Regions from separate parts of the Mus musculus genome. Here region 2 is linked to region 1. A link is a loop called in an ENCODE intact Hi-C map of the cell type or tissue named here. Cell type or tissue: left cerebral cortex. All regions are shown on one strand. Links, peaks and the distances in the headings refer to the core of each region. The heading gives the core; the rest is flanking DNA.

Region 1 (9,800 bases), core at 971-8,970:
GTAGCCCTGGCTGTTCTGAAACTCACTCTGTAAACCAGGCTGGCCTCGAACTCAGACATCTGCCTGCCTCTGCCTCCCAAGTGCTAGGATTAAAGGCATGCACCACCACCGCCCGGCCTAATGGACAGTTTTGAAACCATCAACAATGAGCATTCATGTGACATATTTATGTGTTCAATGTTTTTTTTTTTGTTTTTTGTTTTTTTTTTTTTTTTTGTTTTTTTTGTGACAGGATCTCACTATTTTGGCCAGGTGGGTCTGTGGACTCATGTGATCTTCCAACTGCAGCCTCCCACGTAGTTGGAACTATAGGTGCACATCATAGAAATGAATTTTTACACTTTTATCCTTTGTTTGTTTAAGATACATTTCATTATTTGTGTGTGAAAGACTAGGGGTATGTATTCGGACATGTGTGCAGGTGTATGTACAAGCCACAAGAGGGAGTCAATATCCTGGAGCTGAAGTTACAGGACGTTGTGAGCGACCTACGTGGGTGCTGGGAACCAAACTTTGGTCCCCTGAAAGAGCAGTACTCATTATAACCACTGAGCCATCTCTCTAGCCTTGGGTGAACACTTTACAAGGCTACATTACTATAAGTAGAAGTAATTGAAGAAACATAACAGTGATTATCGATAACGGCATTTTGTCCTCCAAAGTTTATACTTGGATTTACCAATAATAATCACTGTTGTATTACCATGGTATCATGGTTCTACCATTCATCCATATTATATATAGATGTATGTAGGAACACATAAATACAGACATATGCTGGCACATGTAACCCCTAGACAAATCCTGATGTAATTCTTATTTTGCCTGATTTCCCTCTCCCTAACTTCATTCATAAAAATACTGCAGAGCTGAGTGTGGCTCTTGCCTGTAATCTCAGCACTGAGGAAGCTGAGGCAAACGGATTTCCATGACTTTGAGGTCAGCCTGGCTACACGGTGAATTCCAAGCCAATAAGAGCCTATTTCACCACAGCAACCGCCCCCCACCCCAATATATTTAAGGACATCATTTCAAATCACTCAGTGCTACACACGTTCGGAGATCGTTATTAATAGCTGCTTCTGTGGTGAGAACTAAGCAGGGCCACAGGAGAAGAGATGGAAGTAGAGATAAGTCAGATCCCAAAGGGCAACTCCCAGCTTCACGGGAAATGAGAAGACAGAGATAGCAGCAAGACTCTTTATTTAAGGAAATCGCAACGTGTTCAAAAAAAGAAAAGGATGAGGTCACAGGAAAAACTGGGAGGAGAAGATATTTGTATAGCATGCGGAAATGACAAAGAGAGTCTTCTAGTAGCTAAACACTAGCTCCTCAGCTTTATAAGCAGAGAAGCCCAACACAACCCCAAGTCCACTACAGGCTGTGCCCGTTGTCACCCGGAACCCCCCTTCTTTTTGAAAAGATAATTTAATTCAAATTATCAAATGTGTCAAATATGACCTGCCCTTTGTCTGTATCTATCTACCCAAGCAATCCTAATACCAGGATGCTCTCAGTACACACAGCCTTTATGTCAACAAGGAAGGAAGTTCTTCGGGCTGGGGAGTGGCTCAGTGGGTAGAGCGCTCACTGTGCAGGCATGGTGACCTGAGTTTGGAAGCCTACTGCCCATGTGCAAAGCCAGGCTTGTACTCCCAGCACTGGGGAGGCAAAGACAGGAGGATTTCTAAGCTTACTAGCGAGCCAGACTGCCCAAGCCCTGAGCTTCAGGTTCAGTGAGAGATCTTGTCCCCAAAGAGGACACCTGCCATTGATCTCTGGCATCCACATACATGTGTGAGTGTAGACACACACACACACACACACACACACACACACTTTAAAAAGGAAGAAGGGGCCCGGAGGTTTGGCTCAGTCATTAAAAGCATTAATTTCTCTTTCAGGGACCCAGGTTTGATTCCCAGCATCCTAGCTAAAAACTTGGCAGATCAAAACTAGCTATAACTCCAGTTCCAAGAGGGATCTGATACCCTCTTCTAGTTATATATGGTCCATGGACATGCAAACAAGCAAAACACCCATACACATACAATGAATCTCAAAAAACCTTTTAAATTAAATTTAAAAAACAACAACAGTGGTTATTAAAAAGGGAAGGCTATGCCTCCTGAGACTCCTTCTGGCAGACCCCTGTAGCCTCCTTGTAGGGCACAGAACTTGGGATGACACTGGAGGCTTTTTTTTTTTTTTTTTTTTTTTTTTTGGTTTTTCGAGACAGGGTTTCTCTGTGTAGCCCTGGCTGTCCTGGAACTCACTCTGTAGACCAGGCTGGCCTCGAACTCAGAAATCTGCCTGCCTCTGCCTCCCGAGTGCTGGGATTAAAGGCGTGCGCCACCACGCCCGGCTGACACTGGCGGCTTTAAGACCCCACTCCCAGTGCTGGGCAGACCCTTCACAACCTCCCATGATGGCTTTATCTGATATGGATAGCTCCTCTATTAGGTTTGTTACAGTAACTTTCCCCTAGCTTTGACAAAAAAATACCTGAAAAGATATTTCCAATTCAAGGGAGGATTTATGCGAACCTACGTTCCCTCGTGGTAGGGTAGAAGAGGCCGCAGGAGCAGGTCGCAGCCAGTCACACTTCACCCTCACTCAGAGCAGAGAATAAAGACGCTGTGCAGATCGCTTGCTTGCTTTCCCCTCTTACCCACTCCAGGACGCCAGCCCATGGGATGGATGGTACTGCTCACTTTTACAGCGGGTCTTCCTACTTCAACCTAAGGTAAACAATCTCTCACAGAGGTGCCCAGAGACTTGCCTCTTTAGTGATTCTAGATCCTGACTGTAGTCATAATGTTATTGTGTACTATGTAAAGATTATTCATGAATTATTCAAATGTGGACTTCTGTACCCCCATATATATTTGCAATCCTTATTCTGAGAATCTCATGTCTCAATGTGGTGAAAAACTTGCTCTACAATAATTCCCTGATTGGTCAGTAAAGAACTGATCAGCCAATGAATGAGCACGAAAGAGAATAGGGCTGGACATTTGCAGAGTTCGAGAGAGGAAGTGGGGATTGGCTGGGAGGAGAGACTCCAAGAGAGATAAGGAAAAGGAGAAAGAAAAAACAAAGAGCAGTCCGGGAGCCCAGAGAACCAGATCAGTACTAAAATGCTGCAAGTATCAGGAAGATTCTGTCGGGAAGGTGCTAGATTAGCATAAAGGATTAAAATAGAGTAACCTGCTCAGTTGTTGTGCCCTTAAAGCTTTTTGAGTAAATATACTAGTCCAGTCTCAATTCTTTGGGAGTTAGCTGGGTTAAGAGGAAAACTGCAACACACTATGTAAAATAACACTAACACCTGTCAAGTTGACAATCGGTGTTAACCATCACAGGTTCCAATCAATTCATTTAAGCTACCTAACTCCCTGAGAAAGTATTGCCATCCTGCCCAATCAAGACCTATGTTCTGCCAGGCATGGTGGTACATACATATGTAAAATACACACACACACACACACACACACACACACACACACACACACACACACACACTCACAAGAATGCTTGCAGAAGCGGTGTCTGCGGGGGGCTAGAGATGATGGTTCAGTGGTTAAAGAGTGTTTACGACTCTATCCAAGGATCAGAGAGAGATTTCCACAAACTACTGTACTAAGAGATTTCTCTGGCCTCCTTGAGACATACACGTACGCATGCACAAACTTTTTAAAAAGTCAGAAGCTTGAAGAAGAGGAGGAGGAGGAGAAACAGCCTATTGCAATGTCATATTGAGAGGCAAGCCCAGGAGTTTGAGGTTAGAAAGGACTATGTAGCAATACACTGACAAAGTGGAGAAGTCCCTAACTTCCTTTTCAGAGGAAGAATATTAATTACAAGCGGCTCACCCTGTAACCTCAGCCTTCCCCGTGCATGAACCACCATACCTGGCAAGGCTTTGTAACTGAGGAGAGAGAGGAAAAAGAAGAGGAGAGGCTTAACAATGAAGTTTTCTGCAGTGAAGAGAGCCAGTAAGAGCTGTGCTTCATACAGAATATCAAACTTTGCCTTCATTCCATTCTACCAGGAAACTGCCTAGGAACAAAAATGCCTACCACAAAAATGAGAAAGCGGACTAAAACAGGAAGCCAGGCTCAGCGCTGCACACCTTTAATCCCAGCAATCGCGAGGCAGAGACAGAAATCTCTGTGAGTTCAAAGCCAACTTGGCTCACCTAATAAGTTCTAGGACTATATAGCTACGGCTTCTGTAGAAAGATTCTGTCCCAGAAAAGCAAAAAAGAGGAATGAAGTTGTTTTCTTTTGAAATGCCTCGTGCCTTCTTTTCTTACACGGAGTCTTTATCTGGTAGAGAATTTTGCCTTGCCAGTGCATACTACCGCGGTTTTAAAAGGTGACAAACCGGGCTAGCTGTAGGACCCAGGAAGACGGTAGGCTTGGCCTACCCAGGGAATGCCGAAGGACTCGCCCCCTTCCCAGAAAGCACCACGGCCGCGGAAGCGTGGGACCCGCCGGCCGCCCCGCTATGGACGAGCTACCGAATGGCAACGGTGCGGCGCTGCTGAAGCGCGGGCGGGGGAGGCGCCGGCGGCACCCGCAGTCGCAGCCCCGCGGCGCGTCGGTCTTGGCCCTGCCCTTGCGGCCCCGGAAGATCCGAAGGCACCGGAAAAGTGCGGCGGCGTCCCGCGTGGCCGCGCTGAGAGCTCGCGCGCTCCGGAGCGAGGACTCGGACTCGAAAGTGGCGGTGGCCTCGGTTCGGGGCAAGCGGAAGAGGCCGGCAGAGCTGCTGGAGGCCTCGCGGTCGGCGGAGCCGCGGCCGGTGTCAGCGCGCCCGAGGTCGGCTTCGGCGACGCTGCCGAGCCGCGTGGAGGGATGGGCTGCGCTCTCCCGGAACCTGGGGACGGCCGCTCCGCCGCCGCCGGGCTCGCACGCGGATGAGCCGGGGCGACCCCGGGCTTCGCCGCTGCAGCAGGTACTGACGGAGCTGAACGGCATCCCCAGCAGCCGGAGGCGCGCCGCCCGCCTCTTCGAGTGGCTCCTGGCGCCCCTGCCTCCGGACCACTTCTACCGGCGGCTGTGGGAGCGGGAGGCGGTGCTGGTGCGGCGGCAGGACCGCAGCTACTACGAGGGTCTCTTCTCCACCGCCGACCTGGACTCGATGCTGCGCTACGAGGACGTGCAATTCGGGCAGCATCTGGACGCCGCGCGCTACGTCGATGGACGGCGGGAGACCTTGAACCCGCCGGGCCGCGCGCTTCCCGCCGCCGCGTGGTCCTTGTACCGAGCCGGCTGCTCCTTGCGCCTCCTGTGCCCGCAAGCCTTCTCGCCCACCGTGTGGCAGTTTCTGGCCGTGCTCCAGGAGCAGTTTGGCAGCATGGCGGGCTCCAACGTCTACCTCACGCCCCCGGACTCGCAGGGCTTTGCTCCTCACTACGATGACATCGAGGCTTTCGTGTTGCAGCTGGAAGGTCGGAAACTCTGGCGCGTCTACCGACCGCGGGACCCGAGTGAGGAGTTGGCCCTGACATCTAGTCCCAACTTCAGCCAGGAGGACCTTGGTGAGCCTGTGCTGCAAACGGTACTGGAACCTGGAGACCTGCTCTATTTTCCTCGGGGCTTCATTCACCAAGCTGAATGTCAGGATGGAGTCCACTCCCTACACCTCACCTTGTCCACCTACCAGCGCAATACATGGGGTGACTTCCTGGAGGCTGTACTGCCTCTGGCAGTGCAAGCGGCCATAGAGGAGAACGTGGAGTTCCGCAGAGGCTTGCCCCGAGACTTCATGGATTACATGGGGGCCCAGCATTCCGACTCTAAGGATCCTAGAAGGACAGCTTTCATGGAAAAGGTGCGGGTCTTGGTTGCTCGCCTGGGACACTTTGCTCCTGTCGATGCTGTGGCTGACCAGAGAGCAAAAGACTTCATTCACGATTCCCTGCCCCCTGTGTTGACCGATAGGGAACGGGCTCTAAGTGTTCACGGGCTCCCAGTTCGCTGGGAGGCTGGAGAACCCGTCAATGTGGGGGCCCAGCTGACAACTGAAACCCAAGTCCACATGCTTCAGGACGGCGTAGCTCGGCTGGTGGGAGAGGGAGGCCGATTGTTCCTGTATCACACGGTGGAAAACTCTCGAGTTTATCACCTAGAGGAACCCAAGTGCTTAGAAATCCACCCCCAGCAAGCCGACGCCATGGAACTCTTGCTTCGCTCCTACCCGGAGTTTGTGAGAGTGGGGGACTTGCCATGTGACAGTGTGGAAGACCAGCTCTCCTTGGCAACCATGTTATATGATAAGGGGCTGCTACTCACCAAGACACCTCTAGTTCCGAGTTAGTTTTTTGAGGATGGCTGGAAAGAGTGCCGTTGCGACTCTCCACTACCGTTGCCTCTCTTTTTAAAGAGGTCGGGTTCTTACCTTGCTAAGCATCAGTATGGTTGTGCTTACCTTTAGGATTTTTTCAGTGTCGCAGACTTCAGGCTGGAGAAGAACCTTTTTACCTAGGTGTAAAAGTAAACACAGGAATTGAAGCTGAGGGGGAAAGTTCGTGGCAGAAGTGGCCCTGACCCCTGTCCTTTCAGAGCACCAGCTTCATTCCCTACAGTGTCCAGTGTACCGGGTAGCATTGGCTGGGCCATTCTGCTGGAGACATTGGGGGTTTTATATGGAAGTTGCTTCCTTGGGTTCTATTTCATCAGTTTGCGGGGCTGAGCTGGGGTCAGTGTGCTGCGCGTTAAGTTTGTATGAACGTCAGATTTATTAAAAAAAAAAGTGCCAAAGACCATCTTTCTTTTCTAAGCCTAGATTTTTTGGGGGGGATTGATTTGAAGAAGTGTGGGACGAGGAAGAAGATAAAATATGGCTCAGATGAAAGCATGGCTTAGTAGCCGGGCTTGGTTTCAATCCCAGCACTCGGGAGGCAGAGGCAGGCGGATTTCTGAGTTTGAGGCCAGCCTGGTCTACAAAGTGAGATCCAGGACAGCCAGAGCTATACAGAGAAACCTTGTCTCAAAACAAAAAACAAAGAAAGCATGGCTTAGGATGTCAAAGGAGTATCTTTTGCAAAGGTGAGAGAGCTGGGGTAGAGCAAGCGGACACTTGGCATGTGCACCGCCCTGGGCTTATCCTAGCATCACTCCCATTAAAGACGAGAAACATATCTGGTTGGGGCCGTGGATTGGCTTTGGAGGTAACATACTCCTTTTAGTTATGATACTTGAACTCCGTCCAATCTGAACAGTCCTAGCAGGAGATCTTTTACTAGCAGAATCAGCTCTGAAATACATACGGTATTTGTTCAGCGCTTGGTTGAAATCAGTGACTTACTGGCATTGCTAGCTCCCACAAGGACAGCGTCATGTCACCTAGTTGTGCTTTCACAGGCTTTAGTCACCCAGCTTTTTGCAAGCTGGCCATAGGGGGAAGATTGGTGTTCAGATTATTTTCCACTCTCATATTTCCCCACCACATCCCCCCACCACAGTTGGACACAACTTTCCCAGCAAGTGCATGCTCTCATGATTGGTGGAAGAGAGCCTGGTGCGCCAGAAACAGTGCTTGGAGCCAGAAGACCTGGGTTTGGGGTGGTGATCTGAGGCTGCTGCTTACAGATCTTGTGAGTATGTTCTGGTATAGTTTGACCCCTGCACCTTTGCCATTTAGGGTATGTCTGGGCCTCTTAAGAGCCTATCACAACTGCTAGGTTCAGTTTTTAAGGTTGAGTGTTTTTAGGAAGTATTTCTTCCCTTAAATTAGAACATAAAATGACTGTTCCCCTCCCAGCCCCACTTTCCAAGGGTGACCACTATAAAAGATTAAATGTGTACTTCCGGGGCGGGTGTGTGTGTGTGTGTGTGTGTGTGCTTCAGCAAGCATACACTGTAGTTACTTGTTTTTATAAAGACTTGTGCTTTTCTTTTTTGGGTTTTTGTTGTTGTTGTTGTTGTTTTGTTTTGTTTTGTTTTGTTTTTTTTGGTTTTTCGGGACAGGGTTTCTCTGTGTAGCCCTGGCTGTCCTGGAACTCGGTTTGTAGACCAGGCTGGCCTTGAACTCAGAAATCACTTGCCTCTGCCTCCCAAGTGCTGGGATTAAAGGTGTGCCCCACCACGCCCGGCTAAGACTTGTGCTTTTCTATATGTCCTTTTAAAGTCAGTTCAGCTAGAGCTACTCTTTAAATTCCAACAGTTGCAGGTAGATAAGAAGGGTGGGGGTGGGGGTGGGCAGGGGGTTCGTGGAAACTAAGATGGAGAATAAGTAGCCGTCCTGAATAGAAATTATTCAGGGCTCCCTATGAAATCTTGGCTAGATCCTGGGGTCATTTTGTGAGAAGTGTCAAGGAATGGGCTCACCCTCAGTTTCACCCCGAAACTTACTCTCAGAAGGTTTGAATTTCTGAAGAAAACTGTAGAATTCCAGCGGTTTTTGGTCCGCTTTGGGTTCTGAGTAAACCCATTTAGCTGTTTCTTTCAGTTTTTTTACGGCCAGTTCCATCTTCAGTATTTTCTCCGTCAGTATGTCCTTTTGGTTTAGTGTTTGGATCTACGGGAAAAGTGTTTTAAAAAGCAACTGACCAACTGTATTAGGAAATACATTAAAACATTAGGAAAAAGCGTTAAAGTAATTTGATCAGGCCAAGCATGTATTACTTGCTTGTTAATCTCAGCACTTGGGAGGCTGAGGCAAGAGCTCAACTTTGAGGTAATTTTAAGTTGTATAGCAAATCTGTCTCAGAAAAACTGAAACATAAAAAAAATAAAGTAATTGATTACATCATGCTTAATAGCAAGCCTCTCGAAGCCCTGGAAACGCAGTTTGTATTTTTTTTTTTTTTTTTTTTTTTACCTTTTTCTTGATCTCCTGAATCATTTCTTGACTTCCTTCTTTTTCTAAGTTGAGTGCTTTCATTGTCTGGTGAATTTCCCTGAAAGATAGTGAAATATTGTGACCCTGTCCTAAAAGAAAGCATAGTGGTAAACAATGGAGGATTTGGAATTAGGCGAGAATCCTAAACTTCACACATCAATAGTTTAACTGAGTCTTCTCTGTAGAAATGATGTGATAACTTACAGAGCTGTTGTGCAGTTTCAGAAATGATGTGTGAAGGCATTGACAATTGTTTATTAAACACCTTTAGGAAAGTTACCACATGCCATTAATTGTCACCACAGCGTTAGCGTGGACTTCTCTGCATTGGAGGATTGAGACAGGGCTGAGGGGAGGCGCGGGGAGGTGCAGCACTTAAGAGTGTGGGTGCAGGCTTCCTCCAGGTTCACAGCTATTGCATTGAAACTCTAGTATCTGTTGTCTCAGTAAGGACTGGATACATGTTGAATATATGAATAACTTAAAACTCCCAGGAGGAAGAGGAATACACACGAGTTATGGGAGTGGTGACAGTCTAACTGTGGCAGAGCTTGCTTGTCACCCGCTTAGCAGAGCAGGTGATGATCAAGGGTTGGGGAGCTGGCAGTGCAGGCGGTCACGGCTTACTTAAGAACAGCCTCGTGCTTCTCCAGAAGCAGCACATCCAGGAAGGTGTCCCTGACCTGGGCGCCGTGAAGCTTGAGGGCTAGGATGCTCCGGCAGGCTTCCAGCCGCACGCCTGGTGAGTCTTCATAGTGGATAGCCCAGAGCAGCTTATTGGTCAGCTGGGGACTCACTAGTCCAATCTGTCCCAAAGCTGGAGAGGTGGGAGGTCAAGCAGAGTTCACTGTTACTGAAGGCGACTAGGTTGCCTACACCCTAGCGCTCAGAAGGAATTTGAGTTTTGCAGATAATATCTTGGGGATGGCAGTTGATCATCATTACGAGTA
Region 2 (8,000 bases), core at 1-8,000, 240 kb before region 1:
CCATAATTGTAGTCTTACATGGTGTTGTGAGAAAGAATATGGAGAGATATCTTGAACACCACTATATGCTTTTTAAAGTACTATTAATAATGAGTCCCAGCACTCGGGAGGCAGAGGCAGGTAGATCTTGGAGTTCGAGGCCAGCCTGGTCTACAGAATGAGACTATAGCCAGGACAGCTTGGAATACATGAGAAACCTTGTCTGGGAAAATTAAAATAACAACAACAATACTAAAATCAGGTAGGGAGTACTTCATGAATTTGAAAAGATGAGATTACTAAGTTTGTAGCTGCATGAAGAACATTTGGAGGCGGAAAGTTGGCTCTGTGGTGGTTAAGAGCACTTGCTCTTCCAGAGGACCCAAGTTCAATTCCCAATTCCTACATGGCAGCTTACAACCATCTTTAACTCCAGTTCCAGGGGATCATCTGATGCCCTCTTCTGGCCTCTGTAGACATAGGTGTATGTGTGGTGCATAGAAATGTATGGAGGAAAAACACCTATACACAAAATAAAGAAATCATAAAGAAGAAGTGTTGGTACAAGTATATAGTATTTAAGCCAAGCCTCCAAAGGGGGGAATGGTTGCCTGAGGAGGAGAATAGAAGGAGGGGTGAAGTGAGCCAGGACCCAGGTAAGCGGGAGGGAGGGCCTGGCTTCCTCGGGGACAGCAGTAAATAATAATCCAGACATTAGCACTGTCTGTAAGGAGTCCTGGTGGAGCCGTTACCACACATCCCAGGTGTATGTCTTCCAGGATGCCTTGTGCTGAGAGTCCGGCTTACTGAATGCATTTCTCGTTCTTTAGAATGACAGCCAAGAACGGCAGCAGCAGCATGACAGGCAGAGACTTGACAACCCTGAGCCAATATCTAATGGGCGGCCCCAGAGTAACTCAAGACAGGTGGTGGAACAAGATGAGGAGGAAGACGAAGAGCTGACATTGAAATATGGAGCCAAGCATGTCATCATGCTCTTTGTCCCCGTGACCCTCTGCATGGTCGTCGTCGTGGCCACCATCAAATCAGTCAGCTTCTATACCCGGAAGGACGGTCAGCTGTATGTATAAGTGCTTCGTTCTCTGGGCTGGTGTGGCTTTTCCTCGTAGCTTGTTGTTATCCTCTCAAAGATCTGTGGACCATCTTCCATCTTTCCTGATGGCCAGAGGCAGTGGGGATGATGGCAGTGATGATGTGATGTCTTGGTTTTGTTGTTGTTGTTGTTTTAGTTCTAACCTTTTGAATTCTTACTTGTGAGCCAGCAGACATGGTAGCAGGGCCTGAAATCCTAGCACTTAGCAAATGGCTCATGGAAGTTTAGAGGTTTAGGAACCATGGCTTTGGGGGACCACCATGTGGTGATTGAGACACAAGCATGATGGCATATGCCTAATCACTTGGCAGTGAGACGGGTCAGTCAGGAACTCAAGTCCATCTTGTGCTGATGCAGATTCCAGGCCAGGCTGAGCGACACAGCAAAGCAACCACATTCCTATGGTCCCTATCTTGGCTTGTGTGTTAAGTCTTTAAAGACAACTGCCTTCATCTACTGGGAGTAGATCCTAGTATTTCTCATAACAGCCTGTTTTCACTGTTTCTCAGGCTAGTCTGGAATCCACTGTGTAGTCTTGGCTAGTCTCAACTTTCTGATCCTGCCTCAGCCTCCTGAGTGTGAGGATTACAGGTGTGTGCCACCATACCCTGTTTTACGAGACTGTTATAGAAACTCAAATGACATTCCTCTTTCTCCCACAGAGCAGTGCAGGGGTAGGCAGTCCAGATTGGTATCCGGGTCTTTTATTCACAAAGCATGTGTGCTCCTCTCTTCAGCTTAGGTCCTAGATTTCCTTAGGGTCCAGACTAGAGCCTCAGTTTTCATTTGACAGCAGGAGGGAGTTGAGAAGGGGACATAGGCATCATGTAGCCGAGAGCACTCCCTGCAGGAACTACCTCTATAGCTTGTTCAGAGTTCCTTGGTCACTATGCAGTCTCATGGCCACACCTGCTGTAAGGGCAGAAGTAAGGTCATTGTGCTGGAAGCCTTGGCACTTGGAATTAAGGCATTTTTATGTGGGGCTGTCGAGATGGCTCAGCAGTTAAGAGCACTGACTGCTCCTCTAGAGGTCCTGAGTTCAATTCCCAGCAACCACATGGTGGCTCACATCCTTCTGTAATGGGATCTGATGCACTCTTCTGGTGTGTCTGAAGACAGCTACAGTGTACTCATATAAATAAAATAAATATTTTTAAAAAAGGTATTTTTATGTAAATGAAATACGAGAAGACAACTCCAATAATGGTCACCCTAGAGATAAAAAACCATTGCTTAAACCCTGTGACCTCTCTCTAATAACTGTTGTCCAGCCTTAGTAGTTACTGTGGCAGCATCTGGTTATTTAACAGAGTCTATTAAGCTATGGAGAAAACCTTGGGTGAGATCATTATTTCAGAACAAAGCATCCACTAGATGGAGCCAGTGCCTACCTGTGAGTTCATCTCTTCATAGTCTATTTCCTCTTACTCAGAAGACGTTATTTTAGAGGATAGCTATTTTTCTTAAGCTAAAAACTATTGGGTACAGGGTTGGAGAAATGGTTTAGCAGTTAAGAGGGTGCACCACTCTTGTGGATGTACTGAGGGGTCCATAACACCCACGTCAGAGAGCTCATAACCAGCTTCAGGGATTGGGTGCCTCTGCCCTTCATGAACATCTGCCCACATTCACGCAATGCACACACACACAATTTAAAATAAAAATATATGCCTACATTTAAAAATATTATTTGAGTGCTGCTTCACCCCTCCTCCCTCTCTTTAGCCCTCACCTTTCTTACTCTCTAGCCCTCCTTCTCTCTCTCCCTTCCCCTCTCTCTCCACATGGCCATGGCCGGCCTCTCTCTCTCTTTCTACCTTCTCTCTTTCCCCTGCATTTCTACAACAAAGCTCTAAAACCATTTAAAAAAAAATATTACCTAGAGCTAGGGTGGTACAGACCACAATCTCCACACTTGGAATTCAAAGGCAGGAAGATCACGTGTTCAAGTACAGCCTGGGCTACATGGTGAGTTCCAAGCTAGCTTGGGGTTTCTTATTAGATTCTGTGTCAAAAACTAACCAACCAAATAAAAATATCCTTGGTTGACTGATGACCTGCAAAAGGCACCTTCTAAAAGACTCATTAAACCGCAGACCTCACAGTGAATTACAGTTTTAAGAGTGTGCTGTTTGACATATGCATTAACACTCTGGTGTTTTGTTTCCCTCTGTAGAATCTACACCCCATTCACAGAAGACACTGAGACTGTAGGCCAAAGAGCCCTGCACTCGATCCTGAATGCGGCCATCATGATCAGTGTCATTGTCATTATGACCATCCTCCTGGTGGTCCTGTATAAATACAGGTGCTACAAGGTGAGCACGAGGCAGTCTGCTGTCCGCCTTGACCTGCCTATGGGTTGTCCTTGTGTGTGTGGGAGGGGAAGGGTGGGAGAGTTGGGGGCGGGGGAGATGTGTATGCAGGCCTGTGCATGTCAGAGTGTGCGTGTGCAGTTGGTAGGACCACTTTGTGGAATGCATCTTTTCCTTCCATCTTTGCTTGGGTTTTGGATATCAAATCTCCAAGCTTGTAAGCGTCACGTTCTGAGCCCCTTCACAGCCTCCTTGTCTTGACTTGGTCTAGCAAAGAGGAAGTGTCTTATATTTTGGATCTAAGTTATTTTTCCTTTTATTCTGAAGCATGTTGAAAGTACCAGAAGACATACATGGAAAACAGGTGTTTTCATGTAAGGTCACATGTTTTCAGTATTTTGATTTATAGTGTGCCTATGGCATTCCAAAGACTTTTGTATATATTGTCCTTAACAAATAGTGCTATAGAATTTAAGTGCCCCATAAGCCACCTTCAGATGCTGCTACTGAACGCAGTAGTGACTGGCCCCTCACTTGAGAACCAGCATCATTTGCTTAGTCTCTCAGAGCAGCCCTGCTTCTTACCTTGGTCAATGGGCACAGGGAGAAGTTGCAGCAGAGATGCAGGCCCAGCCTCCCAGCCTGTCCCCCTCTCTCCCTCTCCTCCCCTCTCTTCTCCCTCTCTTCTCCCCCCTCCTTCCCCCTCCTCCTCCCCTCCCTCCCTCCCTCCCTCCCTCCCTCAGTAAGCAACTGCGTCCTGGACCTCAGCCACCCAGCACATGCTTCATACTCAAACCTCAGAAAATCAACAAATCAATACTGGTCATGGAATCTTCAGGTCGTCCTCAGTAGTAGGAACAGTAAATGTTAACTCTCCGTATTGAAGTTTACTCTCTGTCTACATTATTTTCTCCTAGATTTTTCTTTGGGGTTTGTTTTGTTTTGTTTTGTTTTGTTTTTTGAGACAGGGTTTCTCTGTGTAGCCCTGGCTGGCCTCAAACTCACTCTGTAGACCAGGCTGGTCTCAAACTCAAAAGATTCACCTGCCTCTGCCTCCCCAGCGTTGAGATTAAAGATCTGCGCCGCCACCACCTGACAAATAGCGTGTTGTGCAGCGGTTTTCTCCGCACGTCTCACTGCACCTGTGTCTGTCTGCTTGCCAGTCTTTACCTCCTGGTCCCTTTCTTGGCCTTAGTGGACACATCCTGGACCTCAGCTGATTAGGGACCAGGCTTGTTCTTTTGCCTCCTTTTACGATTTTATTGGGGGTAGAATTCTGCCTTCTTCCACGTTTATTCTCCCCCACTTCCAGATTTCCTGCCTTTCATTTTTCAAAGTTGCCTGTGTACTACATACAGAGGTGTGGACTCAGCATTGAATTTCCTGAGAGTTTTTTTTCCTAGTAATCTTGGGAAGTTACTTAGTTTCTGTGTACTTTTACATTCCATATGGAGAAAGAGGCCACCATCTGTAAACTACCTCTCCTTGCCTCTGTTTTCAGTTTTTCCTGCACTGATCTGTTGATGACAATAAGCCAACTGTATGGACTATGTGCGTACTCCGTGTTTCATTTGGCATCTCACGAGCAGTGCATGCGCACACCTCCTACTTTCCCAGCTGTCCAGATGAGGCGTGGGGGCAGGGTCACAGTTGCTGTGGGTCAGAGACTAATGAATCAGTTTGGGAATTCGCGTTCAGAATTTGGCCTTGATTGACTGACAGGCATTATGTAAAATTCCTCTCAAACCTAGTCCTTCTTTCCTAAAGGCCATGGTCCTTGGCGCCCCCATGGAATCTGTTTATCTGCTTGGCAATACTTCCCTAGTTCTATCCGCTGCCTTTGCAAACTTGGTTTTTCTGGATCCTCTCGCCATTGGCTTGTTAGTGTGCGTTCTGACCTTGGTTCCTTTCCTCCTCTGCAGTTCCCCTCAGGCTCACAACCCAGTCCCAGACTCTGGAGGCTTTCCCCTCCTTTGTTTCTCAGAGAGCCCTGATTAGGGCTGGAGAAATGGTTTATCCGTAGGAGCACTGGCTGCTCTTGCAGAGGACATGAAACCGATGAATTTAGTTTCCTACTCCCACGTCTTGGCTCATATTCGTTCCTCACTCTGTTTCCAGGGGATCCAACAACAACCTCTTTTGGCTCCTGGGGTGGCAGGCACAAATGGCACTTACTGCATACATATACACACATGCACAGGGAAACCATGCATACACATAAGGAAAAAAAAAAACCTTTGAAACAAAATCACTTACTCTCTGGATTAATTTTGTACCCTCAGATCTAACCTTAAATTTTTTTAAAATTAAGTTTATATAGTGTATGTCATGTGGACATGTATGTTCCATGCTTCATATGTAGAAGTCAGAGGTGAGTTTGCAGGAGTCATTTCTCTCCTTCCATGTTGTGTGACAGACTTTTCCTGCAGCACACATCTGCTCGCCAGAAAAGATGAGCGTAGCACTCAGTAGCAAAGTAAAAACAACTGAGCCGGGGTCTGACGAGCGAGCCAGTGAGGCAAAGGACAGACTTTTTTCTTTTCTTTTTTTCTTTTTTGAGACAGGGTTTCTCTGTGTAGCCCTGGCTGTCCTCGAACTCACTCTGTAGACCAGGCTGGCCTCGAACTCAGAAATCTGCCTGCCTCTGCCTCCTGAGTGCTGAGATTAAAGGCGTGCGCTAACACTGTCTGGCAAGGATATACTTACACTGAGAGGTTGCTTACAAGGAGCAGGGATGATTCAAAAGCAGCTCTGTCCCTGAGAGGGCCACTCCAAAAAAAAAAAAAAAAAGCTGCCACCCTGGAGCTCCCTGCATGGCTGTGGGCAGCTCCCAGCTACCTTTCTGCATTTGGGCTGCTAGAATCTCCACCCCAAGCGGTCGTTTGCTCCTTTGTATGTTGTTGCCGACTGGGCCGCAGGAATCTTGTGAGGTTCTGTTCCCTCAGCTATGTGGCCTTTGATTTCGTTTGAGGCTTCTAAAGGGAATGTCTCAGATCAGAGGAAAATAAATGTCATCCAAGAGGACCTGCCTCAGTTGTCACGCCTGCCAGCAAGTGCCTTCACCAACAAAGCTATCTTGCTGTCCTGAAGACAACTTTGATTCAGTGCTTTCAGCCTAGAAGTCATTGCTTATTGGACCCATGGTTTGTTGGTTGATTTATTAATTCTACTTTGATATCTACAAACACATATCCTCCATCCCCTTATCTTCAATAGGTCTGCTTTGCTAACTTTTTTTTAAACTTTATTTACTTATTTATTTAATTCATTTTACAGTCTAATTGCTGCCCTCCCCTCACACAGTCCCCTTCCCCCTTCTCCTCTGAGAGGGTGGAGGCCCCCATTGGGTCTCCCCCCACCCTATCACATCACGTCTTTGAGGTCTAGGTGCAACCTCTCCCACTGAGGCCAGACAGTGCAGCCCAGTGAAGGGAACATATTTCACAGATAGGCAACAGCTTTGGGGACATCTCCTGCTCCAGTTTTTGGGGTACCCACATGAAGACCAAGCTGCACATCTGCTGCCTGGGTGCAGGGGCCTGCTTTGCTGGCTTTGATGTTGCTCCTGTTCATCCATTGTCTTCTTTCTTACTGGTCACTTCCTTTCCCAAGTTCCTCTAGGCCAGTCATCCCCAGGCTAGCCTTTCTACTTCTTTAGCTTGATTTCACGTGCCACAAAAACAAAGGTACCCCAGTGTCTTGGGGCTTTTTTAATTGTTGTTTGTTTTGAGATAGAACCTCATTGCATATTCTGGCTGTCCTAGAGCTCAATGTGTAGACCAAGCTAGCCTCAGACTCATGGATTAAAGGCAATACTCAGCCATGCCTCGTCCTTTTAATGAAAGTGCTAATGCTCCCTCCCATCACCCTCTTTCCGTACTTAAGGTATATTTTCAACTTCCTTGCATCTTCTACGGTTTGTTAATACTGTTACTTGAAATCTAGTAGTTATAGTTTTCATTTCTAGAATTTATATTTGTCTGTTTTAAAGATGTTAGATCATTTTGGGTATAATCTTTTTGTCCAGATTTAATTTTTTTCCTATTAGTTTCCTGTCTTTATGATATCTTAAGTTTTGGGGAAGGATAATTCTATTGACTTTTACTCATGGTGATTTATACCGTGAATGAGTGATTTCTGGTCATTTTGAGTTTATATCTTTGAAGAGTTTATTAGAGTCATTTTGCATGCACGTGAGCAGTTGAAGATTGGCACATGCCAAAAACTGCCTTTGACCCTCATGCCACCTGACCTGATTTCTATTTTCCTTTAAAATTTTTTTTTTTTTTTAGGGAAAAGAGGGCTTCTAAGAATTTTTCCTTTTCTTTGTCACTTCTAACTGTATTTGAGATTGTATTCAACTATTAAGATTAGTGTCTTCTAGAAAGGAACAGGGCGGCCAGTTCAAAATAAAACAGTCCTATGAGGGGGGAGTGAGGATGATCATAGGAAAGATAAAAAAAATATATGCAAGGGACAGGTATGGGAGGGCTGCAGGTCAATACCACACCAGCATCAAGTGTATTTCTCATAGCCTTCTTATACTACAGTACCGAGGGAAGCAAAGCCATAGGCTAACAGAAACAATTGCT

Evidence for each region. A loop is a pair of places that touch in the nucleus more often than their neighbours do. Peaks named below come from ENCODE experiments on the same cell type or tissue, not always from the same donor. Only the 100,000 strongest peaks of a DNase experiment are listed, where the experiment ranks them.
Region 2: it touches region 1 in a loop (4-fold over the local background); 5 of 42 quality-filtered maps call a loop at or near these places.

The regions. Positions count from the first base shown.
Region 1 is chr12:83,946,180-83,955,979 of GRCm38, forward strand. It overlaps Heatr4 (HEAT repeat containing 4), which reads right to left. Exons shown (of 17, transcript NM_001376939.1): 13 at 9,478-9,667; 14 at 8,830-8,908; 15 at 8,361-8,526; 16 at 6,436-6,488. Riox1 (ribosomal oxygenase 1) reads left to right here and starts at 4,429. Exons shown (of 1, transcript NM_023633.3): 1 at 4,429-6,774. The coding sequence starts at 4,513. The coding sequence ends at 6,324. In left cerebral cortex, for the core only: no CTCF peak of the experiment used is centred there; DNase peaks (open chromatin) are centred at 1,202, 4,460 and 5,319; H3K4me3 peaks cover 2,214 bases; H3K27ac peaks cover 1,424 bases.
Region 2 is chr12:83,711,495-83,719,494 of GRCm38, forward strand. Psen1 (presenilin 1) reads left to right here. Exons shown (of 12, transcript NM_001362271.1): 4 at 810-1,060; 5 at 3,270-3,411. Among named protein-coding and RNA genes, the nearest start is that of Psen1, 27 kb to the left of the region's middle. In left cerebral cortex, for the core only: a CTCF peak has its summit at 2,463 (motif pointing right); DNase peaks (open chromatin) are centred at 2,464, 5,000 and 5,486; H3K27ac peaks cover 1,052 bases.